Regions from separate parts of the Homo sapiens genome. Here region 1 is linked to region 2. The links are chromatin loops, found by intact Hi-C in ENCODE. Cell type or tissue: transverse colon. All regions are shown on one strand. Each heading gives the region's core, and the rest is flanking DNA. Links, peaks and the distances in the headings are about the cores only. Region 1 holds the start of RCOR2 (REST corepressor 2). Region 2 overlaps MARK2 (microtubule affinity regulating kinase 2).

The links. Hi-C counts contacts between places; a loop is a spot of excess contacts. Peaks named below come from ENCODE experiments on the same cell type or tissue, not always from the same donor. Only the 100,000 strongest peaks of a DNase experiment are listed, where the experiment ranks them.
Region 1: a loop joins it to region 2, with 3 times the contacts of the local background. A loop is called at or near these places in 32 of 110 quality-filtered maps.

The regions. Positions count from the first base shown.
Region 1 is chr11:63,917,039-63,925,978 of GRCh38, forward strand. RCOR2 (REST corepressor 2) reads right to left here and starts at 126. Exons shown (of 12, transcript NM_173587.4): 1 at 1-126. RefSeq lists silencers at 1-77, 218-277, 955-1,004 and enhancers at 3,178-3,840, 3,841-4,501. In transverse colon, for the core only: no CTCF peak of the experiment used is centred there; DNase peaks (open chromatin) are centred at 143, 938, 1,163, 3,293 and 1 weaker place; H3K4me3 peaks cover 2,599 bases; H3K27ac peaks cover 3,786 bases.
Region 2 is chr11:63,843,441-63,852,411 of GRCh38, forward strand. All of the region lies in intron 1 of MARK2 (microtubule affinity regulating kinase 2), which reads left to right. Among named protein-coding and RNA genes, the nearest start is that of MARK2, 8.8 kb to the left of the region's middle. In transverse colon, for the core only: no CTCF peak of the experiment used is centred there; a DNase peak (open chromatin) is centred at 4,061; H3K27ac peaks cover 2,109 bases.

The DNA.
Region 1 (8,940 bases), core at 1-8,000, 73 kb after region 2:
AGGCGGGCGGAGCGCAGCCGCGGGTGCCGCCTCGCACCCTCCCCGGCGCGCTCGCTCTCCCCGCCGCGCTCGGGATGCCGCTTGCTCGCCCGCTCTCCGCCGCCGCTCGCTCCTCGCGCACACAATGAAGCTGCTGGCAGGGAAGTAGTGCCGGCTGCGGCCTCAGCACCCCTCCCCCAGCCGATGCCTCCGCCAGCTGAACATCTGGCCCTGGGGTGGGAGGGAGGGCCCGGGGGGCGGGGCCAGGGGGCCGGGGCCAGACCTCCAGGGGGTGGGATCAGGACCCTGGTGGGGCGCGCGTCCCGCTGCGGGGGCTCCCCTCGCGTCCCTGGGCTCCCAGACTTGCCCCTGGGGGAGACCCCACTGCCCCCCAGGAGTAGCCAGGGGTCAGCCCCACCCACGCGCACACCAACACCACACACCAGTGGGCTCGGGTTACTGCCGCCTGCCCCGGGGGCCCTGGGGCCGCCTGCCCGCCCGCCCGGGTGGAGCCCAGCTTTTCCTTCCATTTCCCTTCCTGCCAAGGAACTCCCCGCCCCCCCTTCCGCAGGGGGGACCCCCCTTATGCGCCCTTGGGGGCCAGAACGGATGGGAGGCTGGACAGGCAAGGAATGAATTCCTCCAAGAGCTACCCAGCCAGAGGCTGGCTTCTGGTGGATCTGTGGGTCCCCAAGGGTCGCCCCAATTCCCTTTAACTGCTGCAGTATGCACCCCTAAACAGTGGTAGCAAGGGCTGAGGGATGGGGAGTGGGAGGTGTAGGGGAAGGTCTGGGCTGCAGGGGAGAGAGGAGCTGGGTCTCCTCCCCACTGGGTTCACTGTCACCCCAGCTGGAAGCAGCATCCCCCTCCCCCCGGACAAGCACGGGCAGAGTGACAGACAGGGAAGCGGGTAGAGCGGCACAGACGGAGATGGGGGAGGGGGTGGGCAGAGACTTTCAAAGCCAGACCCAGCCACCCTGCCAGGCACACAAAGAGCCAGCGCACACACCGGCGGCGGCTCCGAGCCTGCGAGCTGCGCCCGTGCCCGTCCCCGCCGCCCGGGGCACGTGCTGCAGCGCACACAAGCTGAAGCCCCCGCCCGCCGCCCCTCCCACCCGGAGCCCCAGTCTCCTGGACACACCTCCACCCAGGCACACCCCGCTGTGCCCAGACTGAGCCGAGCCCGCACTCGCGCCCTCCTCTCCCTTCCCTTCCTGGTCCACTCTGTAATCAGATTCCTAAATTTAGAAGCAGCCTAGGGCCCAGCCAGGGATCCCTGCCCCCACCCGCTGCCTGCGGCCGAGTGGCCGGGGTGTTGCGGTCGGGCCACGACCCGGCTGGGGCCGCTTGTTCCCGGGGACTCCTGCGGACAGCCAGGGAAAGCCAGGCTCGACCCCACCCGGCTGCTGCGCCGTCGAGCCACATGGGGCCACCCAGCCAGCGGCCACGTTGCCCGCCACACCTCGGGCCAGGGCTACGGGGCCTTTATCCTCCTCTTAAATCATGGATTGGGCACCAAGCCCCAGGGTGGGGAGGTCTGGACAAAGGAGAATGAATGGACCAGGGGCTGGTCTGAGCTAAGGAGGTCTGATTCAAGACTGAGAGTCTTCCCAGGCCGACCCCTCCTAAGTGGCAGGGCGCCATCCCTGTCCCCAGCACCTCCACCCTTTGGAGAGACTCTCATTTCTGTCCCCTCCTGCCTGGCAGGCAACCATTGCTGCACACCAGCCTCTCCTACGGTGCTGTCTTCCATCTTGCCCCCGCCCCCTATTAGGCAGGGCCTCAGTTGAGTCCCCCATCCCCCTTGCCTCCTTCCCAGACTCAAACCTGCACCCCCAGGCTCAGCATCCTGCTTATTTCTTGCCTCCCTACTCCAGGGCTGCCCCAGGTACCCCCAGTCTCTCTAGCAGGGATCCCCAGCCACTGGATTCCCTCCGGCCCAGCATCCCTCTTCCCCGCCTCCTAAGAACCTCATTCTCTTCATTTCTATCTAGAGCCAGGCACTCTGGGCCAAAGGAAGACTCTGCTCTGGAGGTGGGGACAGGGAGGGGAGGTTTATTCCTTGGGGCGGGGGTTGGGAGAGTCCCTAGGCCCTGATGCAATGAGGCTTCTGCCTAGGAGGTGGGCCACGACACAGGAAGTGTGTCCTAGGAGTTTGGGGGCGACTGTGGGGGCCACGGGGTCCAGAGGGAAGGCGCATTCCTAGTGAAGAACCCCCTCATGGAGGGGCAAGGGTGCAGGGTTAGAAGGGGGAGGGGCAAGGCCCCACCCCTCCCACCTGCTACAGCCGCCCCCTCCCCAGCTGGCCCCCTCTTTTGTGCGAAGCCACACAAAGGACAAGGGGCCCCGGCCGGCCTGGCCATCTGCTCCCAGCAGCATGAAGGCTCTTAAAGAGACAGCACCCCCTCCCTGCCGCCCCGGGGCTGCGGGGCGGGGCTGCGCCACCGGATCCGGGCTCCGCGGTTATCCCAGATCCCACCCACCTTTCCCTGGCTCCACTTGTCCCCAGGTCAGAAATCGTCCTCCCCCAGGCCTGGGGCACAGAGGTGCCACGTGGCCAGGAACATGGGGGTGTGGGAGGGGAGGGAAGGAGAGGCAGCCCGGGGACCAGCCCCTCCTCTCCTGCAGCCTGAGGCAGCGGAAGGGGCCAAGGAAGCTGGGCAGCGCGGCCGAGAACCCGGGGCCCTCACCTACCCGAGCTACCTCCGAGCTTGGCGCGAGCCGGAGGGCTCCCGGGAATGCCCTCCCCGCCATTTTCGCCGATGAGCTCGGGCTCACCCTTCCACTGGAAGCGACAGCGCCTTCTTTTCGAGGGCTGCAGGCCAGGACGCAGGCCGCCTGGAAGCAAGTGTGATCAGGGCACATTTATTTCCTACGGTGTGCCAGATGAGGAAACTGAGGTCTTGCACAGCCCCTACACAGGCCTCCGCCAGAAGCTGCATCCCTTGCCTGGGCCAGAAAAGGCTCCTCACCCCTCCAGTCCCCAGGGAAGCCGGCCCTAGCCAGGCCGAGTCCCACTCAGCGCCCTTGCCACACACACAGCTCAGAGACACAAGTCTATATGATGCCTGTGGTGGTTTCCTTGCCTGTCTCTGGCTGGGCTGTGTCCCCATGAGGGCAGGGGCTCTGTTTGCTGCTGTGCTTTCGGGGCCTGGCATACAGTAGGCACTCAGTGTTTGCTGAATGAATAAGTGTCGGAAGCCCTTTGCCTTCACCGGGCTTCTCTGCGCTCTGCCTGCTGGGTTTCTTGCTTCCTCCTTCCTCAAGGTGAGGCCGAGGGGACAAAGGTTGAACAGGGATGCTGGGAGGGAAAAGGAGGGTGACCTTGGGCAAGCCATCCGGCCTCCCCTTGCCGCTCCCTCCTCCCGCAGGCGGGGGCAGCTCCAGCCAATCCCAAGCCCGCCAGCCCTGCCAGACAGACTGGGACTGTCCCGAGCTCCGGCCCAGCGAGCCTGGCCGCTGTGGTGTGTTGCCTGGGACCCTGGCCAGGCCATCAGTGGCCACAGCCAAGGGGCTAAACTTGGGGAGGGAGAGAGGCAGCGGGAGGGCCCCGGGGTTGGGGAGGGAGTGTGGTGGGATCCGAGCCAAAACCTGGCTGAGCAATTAGGGGGCTGGGGGGAGGTGCTTCCATCGACTGGGGGCCTGGCGGGAGGTGACCCTGGGGAAATGGAGGAGGTGGGCTAGAGTGGAAGGACCATGGCAGCTCCCTCTGGGGCCCCCACCCTCTCAGTCCTGCCCAGACAGGAATTCGGTTCCTCCCTCCCCTGCCGCCCACTGGGGCCCTGGGCAGGCTGTGTGGCCCAGGGTGCTGCCCTCCCCTTTTCTGGGCCCTGTCAGTGAACCCCCTGGCCTAGCCGGCACTCCTTCCCCCACCCCACCTCACCCCCCACCCAGGGTTGTGAAGAAGCTGAAAGAGGTGACAGAGGTGGCAATCTGGCGCTTGGCACCACCCCGGCACGGTGGCCGTGCAAGGAGGCGGCAGAGGGAGGCAAGACAGGCACATCTGGGAGTGGCCCTTGGGGGAGGATGCAGCAGACCAGGCGCGGGGTCAGCAAGGAGACTCCAGGCTTCAGACACCCACGTGGGGGAAATCTGATTCCCTGAGCAAATCTGACATCCCTGGGGAAGGGTCAGCAAGACCTCGGGTTGAGATGAGAGGTGACAGGAGCTCCCAGACTCCATGAGGGGGAGCCTGCTTGGTTTCTCCGGAAACTGGGATTGGGGGTGGGGGGCCTCCCCTTGCCCTCACCTGGACAACAGCTGCGCCCTCTGGCGGTGACCGCATGGACCAAGGGGGTCCCACCTCAGTCTGGGAACAAATGTCCTCCCAGAGAGGCTGAGCCTGGCGCCATGTTCCTGGGGAAGTGCCTGGATCATGGTCCCCCTGGGCCATTGGAGTCATTGAGCCTTAAATCCACCCCCAGCAAGGCCTGCCCCAGAACCACCCATCACCCTCCAGTGCAGTCAGGTGGACCAGAGGTCCCTAGAGAAGTGGCAGGAGCTCAGACTTAGGTTGAGTCCTGGCTCCGCTTCTTGCTAGCTACGTGGCCTTAGGTGAATTACTTGGCTTCTCTGAGCCTCAGTCCTTCATCTCTAAAAGGGCAAGATGATCCTGACCTCATTGACTGTTAGGAAGATCCAAGGACATCTCACATGGAATGGAGTAACAACATCAATGCTGGCTTTCATCTGAAGCCGTGCTCCCCTCTTGAGCACCCCCAGCAGGGCCCCCTCTGCCCATGGCTCACTGCTCCATGAGGCAGCCCATGCCCAGTGGACCAGTTCGGGCCAGCCCCACCTTGAGCTCCTGGGTCTGACCTCTGGAGCAAGAAGCTGCTCCATGACATTGGACACTTCACATCTTCTCAACTATGGGTTGAACATTTCCCACAAAGTCCATGTGTTGGAAACTTAATCCCTACTACAACAGTGTTGAGAGGTGGGACCTTTGGGCATGAGGCAGTGCCCTCAGGAATGGATTAATGCCATTATCTCAAGAGTGGGTTAGTTATTGAGGGAGTGGGTTCTAGATAAAAGATGAGTTTGGCCCCCTAATCCCACCCTGCATGTGAGTTCCTGCTGCCATGTGAGGATGCAGCAAGAAGGTCCTCACCAGATTCCAGCACCATGCTCTTGGACTTCCCAGCCTCCCAAACTGTGAGCCAAATAAACTTTTTTGTTTGTAAACTACCCAGTCTCAGGTATTCTGTTACAGCAACACAAAATGGACTAAGATACTCCCTTTAGACATGTCAGCAGTTCCAGATAGGTATCTGGAACTTCAGCCTTCAGTCTGACCTCTCTAATCACTCTAATTATACACTATACACACATAATACAAATATTTTTTTTCTAGACCAACTCTTGCTCTGTTGCCCAGGCTGAAATGTAGTGGTATGAGCTCGGCTCACTGTAACCTCTGCCTCCCAGGTTTAAGCGATTCTTTTGCCTCAGCCTCCCGAGTAGTGGGGATTACAGACATGCGCCACCACGCCTGGCTCATTTTTGTGTTTTTGGTAGAGACGGGGTTTTGCCATTTTGGCCAGGCGGGTCTGGAACTCCTGATCTCAAGCAATTCACCTGCCTTGGCTCCCAAAGTGTTGGGATTACAAGTGTGAGCCACTGCGCCAGGCCACTGAATACAAATTTTTAAATATAGCTTCGATTATATCCCATTCCTTCTCAGCCTTCCACGGTTCCCTATTGCCTTCCAGGAAAAGGTCTCACAGCCCAGTACTCAAGGGGTTTCTAGCCCATGTATGATCCAGCCAAACAGGTGGCTCACCATTCTCTGAGCCTCACCTGGTGGCCCAGGATGCTCCACCCACCCTGCAAACCCTGGCCTGGCTCACCCATCTGCATGCCCCATGCCCAGCCCTTCCCTCAGGGCTGCTGGGTGCTCTGCTCTGCCAGGGCACATCCAGGACTTCTGGCTGAGCAGTGAGTACCCTTCCTGCTCTCCCCACAGTCCCCCTCCACCACTCCAGCCACCATATGGCTCTTAGCATAGGACCTTGCCTCCCACTTCCAGAGGGAAGTGAGGCCATCTGGGAGGAACCCCTTCATGGCCTTTGTCTGCTCCTTCCCCTCCCTGTAGCATAGATGGACCTTCCCCCTTCAAGGCCAACCTCACTCCCAGGCTTTGCATCACCCTCAGTGCCAGCCCCACCACACACACACACCCCAATCCTGAGCACCTTGATTTTCATTTTCCTCTCCTTACTCATGTTTGTCTTCCCCCCTCATCACATGAACCTGCTTAAGTCCATTCATCCTAAACACACACACACCCCTGCACCTCCCGTACCCCACTCCCAACCCTCCCTTCATCCCATGTTCACCTTAGTTGCCCCTTTCAGCTAGCAGTATTGCTGCCTTAAAAAAAAAAAGTGCTTCTTAAAGAGATGTTCACACCCCTCCATCCCTGTCCTCACCTCCCACTCACTCCCCAACTCCACTACTCCACAGAAACCGTTCCTCCAAGGTCACCAGTGACTTTGTTATCTCTAAACCCAAAGGACATTTAGCGGGTATGTTCTCACTTCATCTCTGGGCAGGACTGGACAGACAGGGCCACCTCTAGCTCCAGGATGTGAGCTCCTCCCTGGCTCCCTTCCTGGCTGGACTTCAAACCCTTTATGTGGGTCCTTTGGGCTCCATCCACTCCCTCAATTCCCCTGGCTGAGATATATCAAACCGTGGGCTGTGGATAGCCCCCTCCTTCCCCAGCCCAGACCCCTGACCCCAGGCTGTGAACCCTATATCCTACCAATTGCCTTCTGGACTCAGCATCACTTGCTGTCCCCCAGGCCTGTCCAAAACCATCTCTGAATCTTCACCAATCTTCACCACCATGTGCCCAGCCTGCCCCTTCCCTATCCCTCTTCCTTTTATTTTATTTATTCATTGAGGCGGAGTTTCACTCTTGTTGCCCAGGCTGGAGTGCAATGGCACGATCTTGGCTCACCACAACCTCCGCCTCCTGGGTTCAAGCGATTCTCCTGCCTCAGCCTCCCGAGTAGCTGGAATTACAGGCATGTGCTACCACGCCCGGCTAATTTTGTATTTTTAGTAGAGACAGGGTTTCTCCATGTTAGTCAGGCTGGTCTCAAACTCCCAACCTCTGGTGATGTGCCCACCTCAGCCTCCCAAAGTCCTGGGATAACAGGCGTGAGCCACCATGCCCGGTCTATTTTATTTTATTTTTTGAGAAGGAGTCTCACTCTGTTGCCCAGGCTGGAGTCTGGTGGCATGATCTTGGCTCACTGCAATCTCCACCTCCCAGGTTAAAGCAATTCTCCTGCCTCAGTCTCCTGAGTAGCTGGGATTACAGGCATGCACCACCATACCTGACAATTTTTTTGTATTTTTAGTAGAGACGGGGTTTCACCATGCTGGCCAGGCTGGTCTCGTAATCCTGACCTGAAGTGATCTGCCTACCTAGGCTTCCCAAATTTCTGGGATTACAGACCCTTTATGTCTCTCCCCATTGGGATCCAAAGTAGAAACCTGGGAGTGGCCCTCCACTCTTCCCTCTCCTTTACTTCCTGATCTATCAGTCTCCAACTCTTGTGAAGTCCCTTCTCCCACTGCCCCTCCTGGCCTTCATCCTATTCCTGAAAGAGTCCCCCCACTGGACTCTCTGCCTCCTCTCTTGACTTCCTCTAATCTGTTCTTTATTCGACAGCCAGGGTGATCTTTCTTTTTTATTTTTTGAGATACAGTCTCCCTATAAGGCCCATGCTGGTCTTGGACTCCTGGACTGAAGCTGCCCTCCTGTCTCAGCCTCCTGAGTCACCGTGATTACAGGCACATGCTACCATGCCCAGCCAAGGTGATTTTTTTTTTTTGAGATGGAGTTTCGCTCTTGTTGCCCAGGCTGGAGTGCAATGGCGCGATCTTGGCTCACTGCAACCTCCACCTCCTGGGTTCAAGCGATTCTCCTGCCTCAGCCTCCCGAGTAGCTGGGATTACAGGTGCCTGCCACCACGCCCAGCTAATTTTTTTGTATTTTTAGTACAGCCGGGGTTTCACCGTGTTGGCCAGGCTGGTCCCAAACTCCTGACCTCAGGCGATCCACCTGCCTCAGCCTCCCAAACTGCTGGGATTACAGGTGTGAGCCACTGCGCCCAGCCTCCAGGGTGATCTTTCTAAAACCCAATCTGATCAAGTCAATCCTCTGCTTCTCATTATCCTTGGATTAAGATCAAGCTCCTTAGCATGACTTATCTCCTTCAAAATCTGGTCCCCTGACATCCATCCCCATTCCCCTTTTTTGTTTGGGGATCCATGTGGTGCTATGGCGTTGATCCCATGCCAATGCCAGCCTTTCCCAAGGCCCTGGATACCATGAATGCTTCAGAAATGAACTAGAAACCAAAGCTGGTCCAATCAGCATGTTGTAAATGTAAGACAAAAGACCAGGAAGCTGAGCACAGGAGTGTTGGCTGCCATCTTTGATCTTCGGGGAAAGCCAACACTATGGAGAATACCACGAGGAGATGGAAAAAGCCACCCAAGGCCAGGTGCAGTGGCTCACACTGTAATCCAAGAACTTTGGGAGGCAGAGGTGGGTGAATCGCTTGAAACTAGGAGTTCGTGACCACCTTGGGCAACATGACAAGACCCCTGCCTCTACAAAAAAAAAAAAATTAGCCAGGTGTGGTGGCACGTGCCTGTGGTCCCAGCTACTAGGGAGGCTGAGGTGGGAGGATCGCTTGAACCCAGAAGCCATGAGTGTGCCACTGCACTCCAGCCTGGGCGACAGGGTGAGACCCTGTCTCAAAAAAAAAAAAAAGATGGGAGTCTGAGGCATGAGAATCACCTGAACCCGGAGGTGGAGGAGAAAAAGTCACCCAACCAACCTCACTTGAAGTCACTGAACCTCTGGACCTTTTATTTTTATTTTTGAGATGCACTTTTGCTCTTGTCGCCCAGGCTGGAGTGCAATGGCCCAATCTT
Region 2 (8,971 bases), core at 279-8,278:
GGGGCTGCTGTCAGGCTTCTAGGCAGTGAGCGGCATTGTTTATTCTCTCAGTTCTAGGAAGGGGAGTTTAGAAGTACTGGTGAAGAAAACAAAGTTACAAGATCCTATAAGGAACAGCTGAACTACTCCAAACACTCTCACTGGACCCCCATTGTTGATTCTGGATAAAAATATATATATATATAAAACTCTTTTTTTTTTTGACACAGAGTCTTGCTCTGTCGCCCAGGCTGGAGTGTAGCGATGCGATCTCGGCTCACTGCAACCTCCGCCTCCCGGGTCAAGCGATTCTCCTGCCTCAGCCTCCTGGGAGTAGCTGGGACTACAGGCGCCCACCACCATGCTGGCTAATTTTTGTATTTTTAGTAGAGACGGGGTTTTGCCATATTGGCCAAGCTGGTCTCGATCTCCTGACCTCAGGTGATCTGCTGGATAAATATTTTTTTTTTGCTTTTGGTGTAACTTAGGTAGATTGGATCGGCTAGCTAGCATCTCAGTCCACACTCTGAGCTGTGCAGCAGTGTGCCCTGGTGCTAATTCTCACTCTGTCCTTTGATTCTGGCCAGGGGGTCCTTGGTGGTGCTGCCTTCTGGTCAGGAATGTGGGTGAATGTCAGACCAAATAGTGTCACTTTCGGCTTGGCCCTAGAGATCAGGAAGGAAGTGTTGTTAGAGCAAGGGCTTTGGGAGTCCTTGGAGTTCGTAACCTTTGAATCTGAAAAGTAACTGTACCTAGTAAATTAGAATAATTTCTCTCTGGTCAGGCACCATGGCTCATGCCTGTAGTCCTAGCACTTTGGGAAGCCAAGGCAGGAGGATTGCTTGAGGCCAGGAGTTCAAGACCAGCCTGATCAATAAAGTGAGACTCCATCTCTACAAAAAAATTTTTTTAAATTTAGCTGGGCATGGTGGCACATGCCTGTGGTTGCAGCTACACAGAAGGCTGAGGCAGGAGGATGGCTTGAGCTGGGGAGGTCGAGACTGCATTGAGCTGTGTTTGTGCCACTGCACTTCAGCCTGGGTGACAGAGCAAGACACTATCTCAGAAAAAAAAAATTACTTTTCTCCAATTTATGGACTTCGGAAAGTAGCTAAACAGATGGATATAAGACAGTTGTTGAAACTCGGCCTGCTGCAGATTAAAATAAAGTTTGCACAAGGATAACTTAATCTTTCAGACCAACCAAAGTTTGGGCTGGAGATTTTTCTCAGCATAAATGTCCTAAGCAGAGTTGGTGCCTATGAGGTAGGAAAAGATTGAGACTTTGCTTGCCTAAGAGGTTTGCAGGGTTCGAGCTTTTGGGAGTCAGAACTTCTCAGACTAGATTGTTTCCCCTTTGGACAGAACAACCCAATTCTCAGTGGGCATTTGATCAGGACTAACCCAGGCCTTCATGAACTCTTTCCCATTGAGCACTTAGCCACCTGGCTGGCATTTCTCTTCTCCCAGGAGCTTCCATGAGGTTCCTACTTATGTATTATGTCGACTTGAATGAATATTTTATGTCTAGAGTGCAGCCAAGCCTCAGACTTTGTGGCCCATTATCGACAAATGGGGTAGGGGGTGGGCGCCACCTTTGGCCCCGTGATAGCTTCTCTGCTAAATGGACTCCCCCCAGCAGCACTTTGAAGCCCATTAATGGATTGGAATGAAGTAACCTCAGCAGATGGAAAGGGTGAGGAGGGTGGTCATCTTCCTTCCCTGAGACTGCCTGATGAGGCTTTCCTACAGTAACCAGGACAAGCCCCTATTCCCTCTGCTTGGTTAAGCTGTGGACTGGAGCTACTAGGCCTCTGCTTTGAGAGGAAGTATAGAAAGGATTTGATTCTCTTTTAGCCATGGTGGGGCCGCCAGTTTCCCCACTTTCCCATCAAAGCAAAAATTGAGAAGGATGTGGAAAGGGTGGGTGGAGTTTAAAGCTGGCCCTTCCTCCTTCAGTGGAAGTTCAGCAAAATGACAAACCAGATAGGTGGCTAAATTTCCTTCTCTTGATGGGAGATTCCAGTATTTGTACGTTTTGTGCTTGTAGCTTGGATTCTCCAGGCCTCCTCCCAGCTTTCATCAAACATGAGTGAGTCACTGAAGTGTTGTCTATGCATTTTCTCCCTTCTGTCTCTGCAAAGGGAAGAGTAAGCCTTTACAAACCTGTGGGGGAGGAAGTCACCCTCTTCCCACTGCTGGAGAGCCAGGCTATCCCCAGGTTAACCCTGAAAGTGCTAACTCCTGAGCAGAATGTTACTGCCACCCGCCCCCTTCCTTTTTGTTATAGGCCATTGAAGGTCATTGCTCGTCTTTTTTTTTGAGACAGTCTTGCTCTGGTCACCCAGGCTGGAGTGCAGTGGCAGGATCTCAGCTCACTGCAACCTCCACCTACTGGGTTCAAGCGATTCTCATGCCTCAGTCTTCCAAATAACCAGGATTACAGGTGCGCACCTCCATGCCTGGCCACTTTTTGTATTTTTAGTAGAGATAGGGTTTCACCATGTTGGCCAGGCTGGTCTTGAACTCCTGGACTCAAGTGATCCGCCTGCCGTGGCCTCTCAAAGTACTGGGATTACAGGAGTGAGCCACCGCGCCCGGCATCATTGCTTATCTTTTAGACTGAGATAGTACAGCTGATTCTAAACAGCACCCAGAGAGAATCTGGCCTCTTGATTTCCAGTTGTGTCTCAGAGGAGGAGGCATCCCAGTTCCTCCTCTTGCCCTCTAGACATCTCCTCCTCTGATAAGTATAAATAGGCTAGATCCCTTTATCTTCATATCTGTTTTTGTCTGGAATGTTTCAAGTTTCTCAAGCTAGGTGTGGTGGCTCATATCTGTAATCCCAGCACTTCGGGAGGCCACGGCAGGAGGATCACTTGAGCCCAGGAGTTCAAGACCAGCCTGAGCAACATAGTGAGACCTCATTTCTACAAAAAAAAAATTTTTTTTTTGAGACGGAGTCTTGCTCTGTTGCCCAGGCTGGAGTGCAGTGGTGCGATCTCAGCTCACTGCAACCTCCGCCTCCCGGATTCAAGTGATTCTCCTGTCTCAGCCTCTTGAATAGCTGAGATTACAGGTGTACGCCACTGTACCCCGCTAATTTTTGTATTTTTAGTAGAGATGGGGTTTCACCATGTTGGTCAGGCTGGCCTTGAACTCATGACCTCGTGATCTGCCTCAGCCTCCCAAAGTGCTAGGATTATAGGCATGAGTCACCCCGCCTGGCCAAAAAAAATTTTTTTTTTTTTTTTGAGACGTTGTCTTGCCCTGTCGCCCAGGCTGGAGTGCAGTGGCACGATCTCGGCTCACTGCAAGGTCCGCCTCCCGGATTCACGCCATTCTCCTGCCTCAGCCTCCCGAGTAGCTGGGACTACAGGTGCCCGCCACCACACCCGGCTAATTTTTTTGTATTTTCAGTAGAGACGGGGTTTCACCTTGTTAGCCAGGATGGTCTCGATCTTCTGACCTCGTGATCCACCCACCTCGGCCTCCCAAAGTGCTGGGATTACAGGCGGGAGCCACCGCGCCCAGCCCAAAAAAATTTTTAAAAAGTTACCTGGGTGTGGTAGCACATGCGTGTATCCCACCTACTCAGAAGGCTGAGATGTGAGGATCACTTGAGCCTGGGAAGTTGAGGCTGCAGTGAGCTGTGATCATGCCACTGCATTCCAGCCTGGGCAACAGAGTGAGACCCCATCTCAAGATAAATAAGGTTTGTCAGTCCCTGTGGTGGTTCTTTCCGCAGATGTCTGTCTTTGGGTTGGCACTTATTTCCCCCTACTTGCAGTTATTCCTTACATTTCTCATTAGAAAATGGCAAAAAGGGCAAAAGTAAATTCATTTCCTTTTTACACCAAATCATTAATTTTAGGCTTATAAAACTAAATGAACAGAAGATTTGGTAGGAGAGGAGGGGAGATGGACACTGATACTGGTGGCTAGGTGATCCTGAGGGACAACTGGTGCCTGGCAGAAAGAGAGGAGGGCTGTGTTCAGTGACTGGCTCCCAGCCACCTTTTTGGCCTTTTTCTTTTTAACATGAGGAAGGCGGAGCAGACCAGGGGCTTCTCTGTAGAACCAGTCAAGCTGGTTTTGGGCAGCCTTGGCCTATTTTCTTGTGTGCTCTTTGGGAAGTTGGCAATACAAAGGTCTGCCTCCTTTGGGGCTGTGTTCGTTGAGGCGAAAGTTTGGAAGACAACTATCTGTCAACAACCCCCTTCTCCCCAAACACTGAATGGGTCTCTGAGCTGGTCCTTCACTCCAGGGAGGAGGCTTTCTCTCCACCCTATGCTGAACCTGAAGGCAGCTTTGCTTTATACACCTTTCACTGAAAGCTCTAAGACATTAACTCCTTTTTTGGACTCCCTTCCCAATTCACAACTTGGTGAAAGACCCTCAGCCTAGCCAGGAGGAAGGGACTGGGTCTGCCTTTGGCTCCTCATTTATGGGTCTGGGAGGGGATCAGGACTCCTTACTGCTATGATCTGGCTGCTAAATTCAGTGACATCCCAGGCCTTTTTTCGTCCACGCAATGGGACTGTCTGTCCAGGCCTGCTGGGAAAGAAAAGAGAGAAAAAATAGTTTTTGCTCTTTGGCAGCTTACAGGGACTTCAGCCATAGGAAACAACCTGTAGGAAAGGTGGGAGCTTCCGGTCACCATGTGTGCTGACACTTCCTGCAATAGCACTAGGAAGTCTTTCTCAGGGAGCAAGGCCAGCCAGGTAGGATTATTTCCCAGTCTCCCAGCTAAGCAGGAAATGCCAAAATATGAACGTTTAGTAATTAGTGAGTGTAACTACCTGCTGACAGAGCTCCAGCCTAGACCTTGTCCTTGGGGGCTGGTTGCCCCTGTTGATACTACAGTGAGCTACTCATTGCTTCTGATTACCATTTCAGTATGAGTTTTGCTTTGGTTTCTGATATCCCATGTGCGGCTGCCTTTTTTCTCCACCTTCTTTTTGTTGTGTCTTTTTGTTTTTTTGAGACGGAGTCTTGCTCTGTTGCCCAGGCTGGAGTACAGTGGCACAATCTCAGCTCACTGCAACCTCCGCTTCCCAGGTTCAAGCAATTCTGCCTTAGCCTCCCAAGTAGCTGGTACTACAGGCATGTGCCAGCACACCCGGCTAATTTTTTTTTTTTTTTTTTTGAGACAGGGTCTCGCTCTGTCGCCCAGGCTGGAGTGCAGTGGCGCGATCTCAGCTCACTGCAAGCTCTGCCTCCCGGGTTCACACCATTCTCCTGCCTCAGCCTCCCGAGTAGCTGGGACTTCAGGCGCCCACCACCATGCCCAGCTAATTTTTTGTACTTTTTTTTTTTTTAAAGTAGAGATGAGGTTTCACCATGTTAGCCAGGATGGTCTCAATCTCCTGACCTCATGATCCACCCACCTCGGCCTCCCAAAGTGCTGGGATTACAGGCGTGAGCCACCGTGCCCGGCTGTAACACCTGGCTAATTTTTGTATTTTTAGTAGAGATGGGATTTCACCATGTTGGCCAGGATGGTCTCGATCTCCTGACCTCGTGATCCGCCCGCCTCGGCTTCCCAAAGTGCTGAGATTGCAGGCGTGAGCCACCGCGCCTGACCTTGTTGGTGTTTTTAAGAGACAGGGTCTCACCCTGTCACCCAGGCTAGTATGCAGTGGTGTGATCATAGCCCACTGCGGCCTCAAATAGCTCCTAGGCTCAAGTGATTCTCCCACCTTAGCTTCCAGAGTACTGGGACTACAGGTCACACCTGGCCCCCTCAACCTTCTGGACTTTTCACTCACCCCATCACTCCCTACTTCTCCGCCACAGAAGACTGTCATTGGCTATCTTTGCAAGTAGTATTGAAGCCACTCGGAGATTGTTGCTTTGTCTTTTTGCTCATGAAAGTTTGAATTACTGGTTCTCCAGTCACAGGAAGTGGGGCTCCTTAGGCCAGCTCCATCTCACGTAGTGTACTGATTATGTTGAGCTTATGGCACAGCTGAGAGGAGAGTCCAAACTTTTTGAACACTTTTTGACTTCCAATAAGTGGTTCCACTATGGTTAAGAGCAGGTTTGGTGGGCCGGGCGCGGTGGCTCATGCCTGTAATCCCAGCACTTTGGGAGGCCAAGGCAGGCGGATCACCTGAGGTCAGGAGTTCGAGACCAGCCTGACCAACATGGTAAAACCCTATCTCAACTGGAAATACAAAAATTAGCCCGGTGTGGTGTTGTACACCTATAGTCCCAGCTACTCGGAAGGCTGAGGCACAAGAATCACTTGAATCTGGGAGGTGGAGGTTGCAGTGAACAGAGATCATGCCACTGCACTCCAGCCTGGGCAACAAAGCAAGACTTTGTCTCAAACAAACAATAAGAGCAGGTTTTGCGGCTAGATTTCCTGTATTGGAATCCTGGATCATCCTCTCCTGTGATCTTAGGTTCCCTCTGTGTCTGTTTGCTCATCTGTAAAATGGGAGAAGAATAGTACCCATCTTATAGGTATAGCTGTTATGAGTATTAAAAGAGTTAATGAATAGAAAGCATTTAGAATAGCGCCTGGCACAGCAGAATGATCATTGTCATTATTGTTCCAGTTGAACAACACAGTGAATTTTATCTGAGCACCACACAACTCTAGGTCAGTATAAGGGGTGATGTTTGGGATTTCTCTGTAATCAGTTGAAAAAATCTTGTTCTGGCATCTTCAAGCCACTGGGGTCCTATAGGTGCTTTTTCTAACATTTCTGTTTTTTTGTTTGTTTGTTTGTTTTTTTGAGATGGAGTCTTGCTCTTGTTACCCAGGCTGGAGTGCAGTAGCACCATCTTGGCTCACTGTGACCTCCACCTCCCAGGTTCAAGCGATTCTCCTGCCTCAGCCTCCCAAGTAGCTGGGATTACAGGCACCTGCCACCATACCTGGCTAATTTTTTTTTTTTTTTTTTTTTTTTTGGATTTTTAGTAGAGATGGGGTTTCACCATGTTGACCAGGCTGGTCTTGAACTCCTGACCTCATGATCTGCCCACCTCGGCCTCCCAAAGTGCTGGGATTACAGGCGTGAGCCACTGCACCCGCCCTAGTTTGCTTTTTTACCAATCACCTATCTGAAAAAAAATGGAATGCTACTGGAGAGATTCATGTACTTCTGAGAACACTTTTAGCTCATTTTTTATAAGGCATCAATATTAGATAGTTTTCTTGATTAAAGAAAAAAAAACACCACCCACTGCCTGCCTATATTTCTGGGTTGCAAATGATGGCGGTGGATGTGCAGCCTCATCCGTGGCTAGAAGGCCAAATCCAAAGTCACCAGAGCTTGAGTTTTTTGAGAGTTGAGATCTGTGTGTCAAAGGGGAAGCCCTAGGGTGGTTCTCTGCAGCACCAAGAGCAGGGATTCATACCATCATGTTCCTTTCTTTTTTCTTTTCTCGTCTTTTCTTTCTTCCTTTCTTTTTGTTCTCATGAGTTCTCACTGTGTTGCCCAGGCTGGTCTTGAATATTTGGCCTCAAGTGATCCTCCCGCATTGGCCTCCCCAAGTGCTGGGATTACACACTCAGCCATGTTCCTTTCTTCAAGTACGGTATTGACCCTTTGGCCACAGGAGAACGTGCCCAGTTTTTCTTAAAGACCACGTGGGAACTCAGCAGCCCATGATTGTAGGTTCCTTTTTCCCTCATAGAGTGGCCTTCAAGGGCAGGTTCTTGTTATCTGCGTTTCAGAGACCCAAAGGGACACAGGCATTTCTGCTCCTGGGAATTTGCGGACTTTGAATCTTGAGCTCAGATTTTGGTCTCTGTTGGTTGCTTGTTTATCTTCATCTCTTGTCATTTCTGGAGCCTGCATGCCTTCTCAGAGCAGCAGGTAAGTTGCTTAGTTTTTTCACATTGAAGCTGTGGCTGGGGGAAGGTAACAGTGTCCCCTCAGAACTCATGGAGATGCCAGGCATAGTGGAGGCTGAGGCAGGAGGGTCACTTGAGGCTGGAGGATTGCTTGAGGCCAGCCTGGGCAACATGGTGAGAGCTCATCTCTAAAAAATTTTTTTAAAAATAACTCATCAGGGGCTATTTCTTTCATTGTATTTTCCTCTTCCTTTTGAACCCCTCTGCTGACTTGTTTCACTTTCTTTTTTTCTGTTTGGTTTCTTTGAACTCCCTTTCTTCATTATCATGTCCTCATTCCCGTCCATCTTAGGTTTTTCATTTCCTTGTTCCACTCTCCCTAACCTGTTTCTGTGCCCTGTTTATGGCATGGCTCAGGATATGAATTTTGATCTCCGTCTGAGATCTCCTTCAGGTATAGAATCCCAGACCACCTGGTCCTTTTGTTCTCTCATTCCTCTGATTTCTGTACATTTAAGGATTCACTGCTTTAGAAAACTTTTTTTTTTTTTCTTGTTTCTGGAGCCACCTCTCTCAGTAAAGCCAGGCTTGGCAACTTATTAGGGACAGCATTCTGGTTTCCCTGGTGACAGGGTTTAAGCTGATTCTAGGCTGTTGCCTCTAACCCATCAGGAATGCCATAAGTATAGACCCTGTCTTGGGAGAGATCTGGAGAGATACTTGAGAATTTTGGACACTGTAATATTGAATTTGGTTCTAATTGTGATCTAGAGACCCTCAGACTCTTTCAGGTGATGCACGAAGTCAAAATTCTGTTCATAGTAACGTTAACACAGTGTTGCTTTTTCACTCTCATTCCCTCACCAGTATACAGTGGCATTTTCCAGAGGCTAAATGATGTGTGGTAACATCACATTCTTCTGGCTAATGAAATGTGTAATTCTGTATTCTTGTGTTTTCTATAATTTTTAAGGTAGTACTTTAAGGTAAAAATATGGAAGTTTTCATTGATGGACTCAGTTTGTTCTTAGTACTTCTGTGCTCTTACTAGGTTTCTTCAGTTATAACTGCTATCATCTTTTTGTACACTTCATTACTGTCTAATAAATCCTTATTTTGAAATCCCAGCATTTTCCTGGAACCTTTGAGAAAATATAAGAAGTAAGTACTACTTGTAAAACT